2 separate regions of the Mus musculus genome follow, and region 2 is linked to region 1. Evidence: chromatin contacts called from ENCODE Hi-C or POLR2A ChIA-PET data. All regions are on one chromosome and are shown on one strand. The core of a region is the stretch at or near the end of the contact, and the rest is flanking DNA. Distances in the headings are between cores, read along the strand shown. Region 1 overlaps Phactr2 (phosphatase and actin regulator 2). Region 2 holds the start of Phactr2 (phosphatase and actin regulator 2).

Region 1 (4,423 bases), core at 645-3,144:
TCCTATGGCCCTAAAGGTTTAAAAGACAAGTGTATTTCCATATATATACATATTATAAATAGAATTAATATATTCCGTGTATTTAACGTACTTCCTGTTTGTGTGTTTGATGTTCATAACTATGTGCACACAAACATGGCTGTCTTCCTGCCATGACACACATTTATTAAAGGATAACTTTGGGAGTCGGTCCTTTCTAAGTCTCTGGAACTGGGAGCCCCCTCTTACTTCTACAAGTTTCCTTTATCATGTCTTGCCACAGCTGTAGAAAAGTAACTAATACGCAGGTCAGTGGGAGACTATGTCAAAATATGTGGGTGGCATCTGAGAAATGAAACTCGAGGTGTTATTCTAAACTCTACATGGACAGAGGATACACACACACACATATACACAAAGATATGTAGACACACACACAGAGACACACACACAGACATACACACACACACACACACACACACACACAGATATACACACACAGACACACACATGTAATACTATCAGCTCATTTGAAGCAGCCATGAACTAATACTAAATTACTCTGATATAAAAAAATATAAATCCCCCTCCCCATCTCATGGAGGTCTTGTTTGACAGATGTTCTGCTAAATGATCTTTCAGACCCAACTTCTCCAAACGTCTATCAGTTGAGCACCACCTCTTATATTTTTGCCATTCCTGATATTAATTATTACACTCTCAACTACTTCAGATCTCTCTTCGAGTTGCTTCATGTTCTCCAAAATGAAATCTTAAGGTATATTTATGCAACCTTTAAGAATGAGAGGGAAACATCATTTGTAATAAACATAATCAAATTATAGATGTAAATTAATATCTAAAACTCAAACAAGACAATCACCCAGATAGAATTACTCCACATACCAAGCTACACATATCATGTTGTAAAGCTTACTTGTATATAATCTAAAAAAAAAAAATGTAGACATGCAGAGATTTTCCAGATTTACTGTGCACATACCAGGAAGGTCTGGAAATCGATAACTAGGCTGAGAGACTTTTGAGATGGAATGTGTGATACTGGGAATAGACTAAACTGTGCCATACTCGCAAATCATTCCCAGGCTTGTGGGCCTCGTATCAGCAATGTTTATTTCTCAGTTGCACCAGGTATATTGTGGGCCAGATTACTCCCCAAGGAAATTGTCTTTATGCGGTATCAGAGTCAGGCCAACAGACACTCTATTCATGTACAGATGTCCTGTCCTAACCCTGTGACCTCTTCAGGTGATAAGGAAAGCCAGAATTACACATGAGCTTTTGGTTATCACAGCCACTTAGAAACACAGCTTTCCATTCCAGCCCACTGGCAGAATGAATTACACAGCCTCACTAAGCTGCTAGAGAGGCGGGAAAGTGGGATCCTTTCTCACGGACACAGATGTGCGCTAGATGGTCCTATTAGGAAGGGGTTGGGAGGATTAGGACAGAGGCAAACATTCTCTAGGGAGAAAGGCAGCTGATGGAAATATAGAAAGTAGCAACACAGGCAGACCTGGCAAGGATCACCTCTGCAGCACAAGGCATTCCCGAAATCCAAAATGAGCACTAGGATGCTGTAGTGACTTTCAGATAAGGATAAATAAGCACCAAGCTTGTAGTTGCAGTTCTTGTCTGCTTATAGCAGAGTTCGGGGTGCCAAACATCTACTGGACTCTTATACAGTGCAAGGAACATGCCAGGCTTGAGGTATAGCCACTCTTTAAAAAATGAGAATACAAAAGCACGTCAAATATGGAAAAATAGTATCTGAAAATACAGAAACATGCCAGTTTTCATAGCTGTCTGTGCTTAACAGCTTAAACACAGGAGAGAGGGAGAGGGAAAGAGATTTCCTTCCCAAACATAGCCGCACAGCTCTGCGCCAGGTCCCTCTTACCCAGCTGGAGGCTACAGCCAGACTGAGCCAGCAGCAGGTTCTCCATCTATGTCCAGGCTCCAGGCTGCCTGGGAGCTTTAGGAGAACAAGGTGACCGATCCCCACAATTGCCATAGCCTCGAGGTACAGGCGCCGAGATTGTATGACTCGATACTAAGTCCAGCCTATTAGAAAGGGCTCTACAACTCACTGATTCTCTTGACTTTGGTCACGGTTCCACGATATAAAACATCTTAGACCCCATTTAACAGAGGTAAAAATGAGCCAACCTTCCTTCGAGTTGGCACGGGACCTAGAACCAGCATCTGAACTCTGAGCGTCCCATTCACTACCCAGGATCTTTTGTGAGACTGACCAAGAAGGAAGTACTCAGGTACCCTGGCTCTTTGAAAGTCATAATAAAGGGAAGTACACAACAACAGAAAAGAAGTGTTTAAGATATAAAGAGAAAGAGGGCCAGGAATATGACTCAGGATAGAACATTTACCTAGGAGCTGTGAAGCCAGAATTTCAATTCTTAGCACACTGAAAACAAAAAGCCATCTTTCAGGTTGGAGAGACAGCTGGGTGGGGTGAAATATTTATATGCAACCGTGATGACCTGAGTTCAAATCACTAACACCTGTGTAAAATCAAGGCTTGAAGGAACACAAGCACAGTGCTGAGGTGACAGAAAGAGGCAGAGCCCAGGGTCTCAGTGGCTCCCAGCCTCACTGAAATACAGAGCTTCAGTCAGGTTCAATTAGAGATCTCATCTCTAAATCAACACAGAAAGCCAGCAAGGAGTACATCTGATCATGACCCCCTGTCTTTACCTGCCCATGCACACGTATGGTGTGTGGACCTGCACACACACACACACACACACACACACACACACGAGAGAGAGAGAGAGAGAGAGAGAGAGAGAGAGAGAGAGAGAGAGAGAGAGATGCAACTTCATGATTGCTATTATGCAAAGTATGCATAGTAGCTATTTTCAAGTTTTCCCTGTGATACTGAACGAGCAGTGTGGGGTGGTGGTGGTGGTGGTGGTGGTGGTGGCTAGGACCTTTCTAAATGTGAGCGCTGCAGCCTCCTCAATCTCTTCAAAGCCCCATTCCTCTCACTGCCCCCAGCCCCACCCCTCAGCTCCAAGAGTATTCAGAACTCTGGTATGCCCGAGCCACATGCTGATAGATCAAAAGTTGAACTCAGCCAACCATGAAGAGGAAAGTTCACACTTCACCTCACCAATTTGTGCGTCCTGGCAAGGTTTGAGGGAACCAGCAGAGGGAAGCCCCACCTGAAGCAAACGACCATTTGAAAATCTAAGACCAAAGCTAGAAACAGTAGGAGCTGTGAGAAGAAGTATGGATGCTTTTCACTCTCAATAGGGAAACTGAAGATAGAGGGAAGCCAGAATTGTGCCCGGTATGTAGACCTCTGTGGTGTTCATAAACAAACACCCCGAAACCACAACTGCTGCTTTCAGAATGACTCCAGGGACTTGAGGACCGGAATTACTCCACAGTGGTGCACAGAGCTAGAGGATTTGAGAAGAGAAAGTGCTAGTGTGACAGGAACAAAAGCCAGTCAAGTAAAGAGGCGACATGGTCACCATGGGAGGGAGGAGAGACAGAACAGAGTGCCTGGCTGCTCTGATGGTTCAGGTTGTCCACAAAACATAACGTAGAATCACCTGAGAACAGAGTCTCGACAAGGGACTGGCTAGATCCCGTTAGCCTTCCAGGATGCCGGTGAGGAATAATCTTAATCGGGAATAACTAAGGTAGGAGGACCTGCCCACCGAGGGTGGCGTTATTCCCCAGGCAGGAAATCCTGAAGTCTAAGGGTGACAAAAGCGAGCTGAGAATCACTTCTATTCCTGCCCACGTTCCTGCTGCCTGCAACTTCAGCCTCCTAGCTATGATGGACCCTAACCTGGAGTCATGAGCCACAAGACATCTTTTCTACCCTTAAGCTGTGTTTGTTGGGATATTTTGTCAAAACAACAGAAAAGAAATGAAGACTGTGGCTAAAAGCTTAAGAGTGATAATCCAAGGACACATAAGGAGATTTGGGTTCTGTCCAACCATTCCTGAGACAACTGGGAAATTTGAATACTGAATCTGCAATGGGTTCTTGTTCAAGTTTCTAGTACTATCATGGCATTATGGCTCTGTTTTCTAAAAAGAATCCTTATAGTATTAAACTATTTACAGGAAAGTCTATATGATGTCTGGAATTTGCTTTGTGAGATACCAAAATGGGGGAGGGGAACCTAATGAGTCTAAAAGAGAAATCTTGGACCACAAGTTGGGAACAACTGAAGCACTGAGAGTAGACACTTGAAGGATCATTCTAGAATTCTATCTACTTTGGGTTATTTTCAATACTAGAAACTAAGTTTAAAAATAAAAGTCTGAAGTGTTTGGGGTGTAACTATAGTTTCTGCCACATTCACATCCTTTCCTTTTCTCGGCTTCTAGAAACAGTGCTGTTCCACATCCCTTACTCAGGGAACCACCCCAGTTCATTTGG
Region 2 (4,277 bases), core at 1,486-3,985, 37 kb after region 1:
GGAGGAGGAGAAGGAGAAGGGGGAGGAGAAGGAGAAGGAGAAGGAGAAGGAGAAGGAGAAGGAGAAGGAGAAGGAGAAGGAGAAGGAGAAGGAGAAGGAGAAGGAGAAGGAGAAGGAGAAGGAGAAGAAAAGAGCCTGGGCAATCTTTCAGTTTTTCGGCATGCAGATTCAGATCAAGTAGGTGTGCCTGGGAGGGAGTGAGATTAGAAGAAGCCGGTACTGCTGGTCCAGAGACTGATTCTGGAAGTCATAGAACCCAGCTCTAGCATGCCCAGAGTTTCTGGTAACAGCCAGGAAATTGGGTCTGCTTCAGAGTCAGGCCAAGGACTGTTGTCATAAAGAGATTAACCATTTAATTGTGCTCCTAAGATAGCTTGGGCATGTCAGCCTGCTCAAAGCCTCTGGCTGTCATGGGAAATGCATTAGGGATGTGTTCATTTGTTGTCCTCCTGATTCAAAGAAAGGTGAGTTTGTGCTTTTATCCAGCCTGCTCTTAGAGACCCAAAGCTCAGCTCTGGACATGAGATACAGGAAGTTCCCTGGAAGAAGTTCTCTGTCCTACCTGAGCACCAACATTCTAAGATGCAGGGACAAGTGACTCGAGAGCTGCCACTTCCTTTTATCCATTATATGACACAGGGAAATTATATTCCTTTTAGAGTGATAGCTGCTCCTGTGACTGGTGCAAGCACATACATGCACACTTAAACGGTTCCCACTGCTATTGCCAGCGTGCAACTTTAATTCCTAGCCTTACAAATAAAAACCTGAGACAGTTATATGTGTTTATCTACCGACACCAGCTAAACTAATACTCACTTCTCTCTTTGGGTCTTCAGAATGGTTAATCCTTTCATCTTATAAGAAGTCAGTCAAGATCACTTACAGCTCCAATTCTGTTTGGCCCCAAAGAGAAAGCAAAAACGTCTTTCCAAACTCAACACTTCTCACAAAGTAACTTTTGGCGTGGGCATCTCACAACTTAAGCTTAACATCTGACTTGCCTTTGTCCAAGGAGATCTCCAAAATCAGATAAGAAACACTGTTGATGCTTCTTGAACACATGGGGTAGCAAAGATCATAGCGTAACATAACCGAGTTAGGTGGCTGAAGTGGAGACAAGGGCCACTGAAATGTGTGCTTTCCAAGCAAGAACTTGGCTTTGGTTGGATGAGGTTGCTTTCAAGACTGTGAAAGGGTTTGGAAAGGAGGCTTAGTGGATTGATGAACAAGGCCTCCGACTTCTCCATGCATTCTGAGGTGTACCTGCGTGCGCGCATACACAAATAAACAAACGGGGAAAATCATCAAGGAAGGCATGACCCCAGACCTCAGAACGTGGGGAAAGACACCGCAGGGGAATGTGTGTTGGGGGGTGCAGTTCGCATTAGTAAGCGTTTTCCTGAAACTGGTCATTCTCATGCCCCCCCCCGCCCCCCGCGCCCCGTCCTTCTCTAGTTCCCATGCAGCGGTCACATGTTGAAAATTATAAACAAACAAACAAAAAACCACCCTTGAAAACTGTTGGACTTAAAGACAAAAGTTTTTCCAGTTCTCGGGATATTTTAAATAACGACAATCTGCCTAATGTCTCCACTTGATATGCCATACCATCACCATCGTTCCACGTTGACCACTGAGACAAAGTTAAGCAATTTGTCCTCCTTCACTCACCGCAGCCTGGGTAGCATTGGGTCTCAGTGAAGTTCCTAGTTGTCGCCTGTCCTTAGAGGACACAGGACACAGGTTTCTCTCTACAACAGCAATACTGGCCCCAGGCTTTCCAGAGAACATTACAGCAGACACACACACACACACACAGAGCCAGGCCTAGCTCTCAATAACACCTCTATGGCTTTTCACAGTCAGGGAAACTGGATTCCCCTATCCTGTTACCAGCAACCCCCTCCCGACCCGCTCCAAGAAATCTCTATTTCAGAAGTAGGAGTGAGTAGGGTTACCTTTCAAACCCTGTGCTTACCCATGAAGTGAAGGGACCACACCCTTCCGAAGGACCACAGTCCCATAAAAGACCAAATAGCCCAAGAACCAAATTAGCCCTAGACCCAAAGCCAAAACTGGTGCCGCCTGGCGCTGCACAACCAAGCGGGAGTCCAGGGGAACCCGCGAAAATCGCGCTGTGGGCACCCGCGCAGAAGAGCGGCGCACCCACTCGGGCGCACCCACCGGTCGCCTGCCGCTCAGCCAAGGGACACCAAGCCTTTGAAGCCCAGCAGGAGGTGGCGATGTGGGGACTACAGCTTTCGCCCTTGCTCTCGTCCCCTAACCCCCACGGCTGCTCCCGAACGTCCAGGGAAGATCGCCATACGGCGATCCTCACCTGCCGGGGTTAGCCCTCCCTGGACCACTCCGGGCCATTCAGAGCCACCCTTACCTGAGCCGGAGATGTGGACTCTGAGCGGGCGGCCCCGGCTCGAGGCTGACGACAGGTCGCTCTGGGAGCGGCCACGGGGACTCGGATCCCCGGGAAGCCAGCGCAGGGAAGGCACCGGTGGCCCGGGAGCCTCGGGTTCGGGGTCCAGAGCCTCCGCCGCCGCCGCCTCCTGGCCCGCTGGCTGGTCCGGGGACATCTCAGGACTCCTGCCGGCTTCCGCCATCCGCTCTAGGCGCCAGGAGGGAGCAAGCTCAGGCAGGGTGGAGCCGGCGCAAAGGGCTGCGCTGTCCGCCGCGGCCCCGCGTGGAGCCCCTGGCCGGCTGGCAGGGCGGGGAGGCGGCCGCAAGCAGCGGGGCGCAGCGCGGGAGGAGGAAGAGCACAGAAAAGTTTGCACAGGAAGGAGCCGCCTACAGCCGGCTTTCGCTCCCGCGGGCGACAGCCACCGGCCTCCGAGCCTGCCACGCTCGGTGCCCTAGAACCTGCTCCGGCTGCTCCGGCTGCTCCGCCCCCCACCCCCACCCCCAGGCGCGGCTCCTGTATTGTAAGACAGGGGTCTGTCGCCTCTGACCCAAAGCGGCTCAACCAAAGGGTCTCAGAGAAGTGGAGTTTCAGCTGCAGAGCTGAGATGCAAGGTCAGAGTTAACAGCCTCATTTGCACTTGGTCGCCGAGGGGTGGGGACAGGCGTGCACACACCTGGCTGTCTTGTAATATAATAGGACTAGGACCCAATGACTGTCATATGTAGTTTACAGGTGCAAAACACCGGAGCCAAAGGGCACTGGGTTTGCAGGAGGATTCCTGGCAGATCTGGAGTCGCTTGTGAAGTCTGGTCCTTTGGTCCTCCCTGCAAGATTCGCCTCTTGCCCTTGTCAAAGCTCATCTCTGTCTCTCAGAGCCCCACATTCTTGAGCTTCCGTGTATACTGGGTCAGACTCAAAGGTCGTGGTTTTTAAAAAGATCAGTCTTTTAAGGGCTGAATTCGTGTCACAGATGTGAGGTTTGAGTGAATGCTTTCCAAAGGAAGAGCAGCCGGGATGCCTGGCAAAGGGGACGTTGGTTTTGCCAATTGAAATCTCAGCTTTATCAGTTACCCAGATAGGTCCCCAAGTAGAGGCTGGCCCAGAAGTGAAAAGCTGTAAGCTAAGTAGCTGACCATCTCTGCAAGTTCTTGACAGTGGAGGCGCGTTGCTGGGCTTCACAAAGGCACCATAGACAGCAGCAGGAAGAGAAGGAGACAGAGAGGGGAAGGGAGGACACAACCATCACAACGCCACGCCCCCTTCCCCCTACACACACATTCACACATACCTCAGGTTCGATTTGTATGGAGTATTTCATCTAACAAGAAAATAAGCCCATGCTTAAGGTAAGAGAGAAACAAGAACCAAGAGAGGAAAGCTAGAAAACACAGACACGGAAAGGGCCTAGCAACTAGGTCACGCTGTTCACAGTACAAGCTGTTAAAGGCTTTTTTTCTCACAGCAACTCTGTGGGGGTGGGGTGGGGGTGGGGTGCAGTGGGGTGGGTATTGTCACCGTCAGCAGAAATCGTCTGGACTTGCTTTAACTCTTTCCTGCTAACAAAGTTTGCGAATGGGCACTACTCCAGAACCAGGTGAGATGGCTAGGTAAAGCTCCTATGGCAAGCTTGAGGATCCCGGGTCCATCCCTGTGACCTACAAACCGGAAGAAGAGAACTGACTCCCTCAAGTTGTCCTGCAGATCTCTCTCTCTCTCTCTCTCTCTCACACACACACACACACACACACACACACTAAATTATGTAAAACAAAGGATGGTGCTCTAAAAGTACTCCACTTTCTTGGTTTCTTGTGTGGTTTAGCAGAAGAGAGCTCTGTGGTTTCAGAGAAGGCAGTGGTAA

The links. Hi-C counts contacts between places; a loop is a spot of excess contacts on that map. ChIA-PET counts read pairs that join two places held with the same protein, here RNA polymerase II (POLR2A).
Region 2: a map of heart shows a loop between it and region 1 (2.4-fold over the local background). The contact joins the promoter of Phactr2 here to the enhancer-like site in region 1. A Hi-C loop is called at or near these places in 3 of 37 maps with a recorded cell type or tissue (T-helper 17 cell, heart and v-Abl transformed pro-B cells). POLR2A ChIA-PET finds 5 or more read pairs at or near these places in 1 of 5 experiments (embryonic stem cell).

What each region holds. Positions count from the first base shown.
Region 1 is chr10:13,435,242-13,439,664 of GRCm38, forward strand. All of the region lies in intron 1 of Phactr2 (phosphatase and actin regulator 2), which reads right to left. Among named protein-coding and RNA genes, the nearest start is that of Phactr2, 37 kb to the right of the region's middle. Within about 2 kb of position 1,895, at least 1 of the 3 ENCODE cell types and tissues checked has a DNase peak (open chromatin) inside an H3K27ac peak, as active enhancers do; it is heart, where a contact is called at or near this core.
Region 2 is chr10:13,471,661-13,475,937 of GRCm38, forward strand. It overlaps Phactr2 (phosphatase and actin regulator 2), which reads right to left and starts at 2,736. Exons shown (of 13, transcript NM_001195065.1): 1 at 2,396-2,736. The coding sequence starts at 2,618.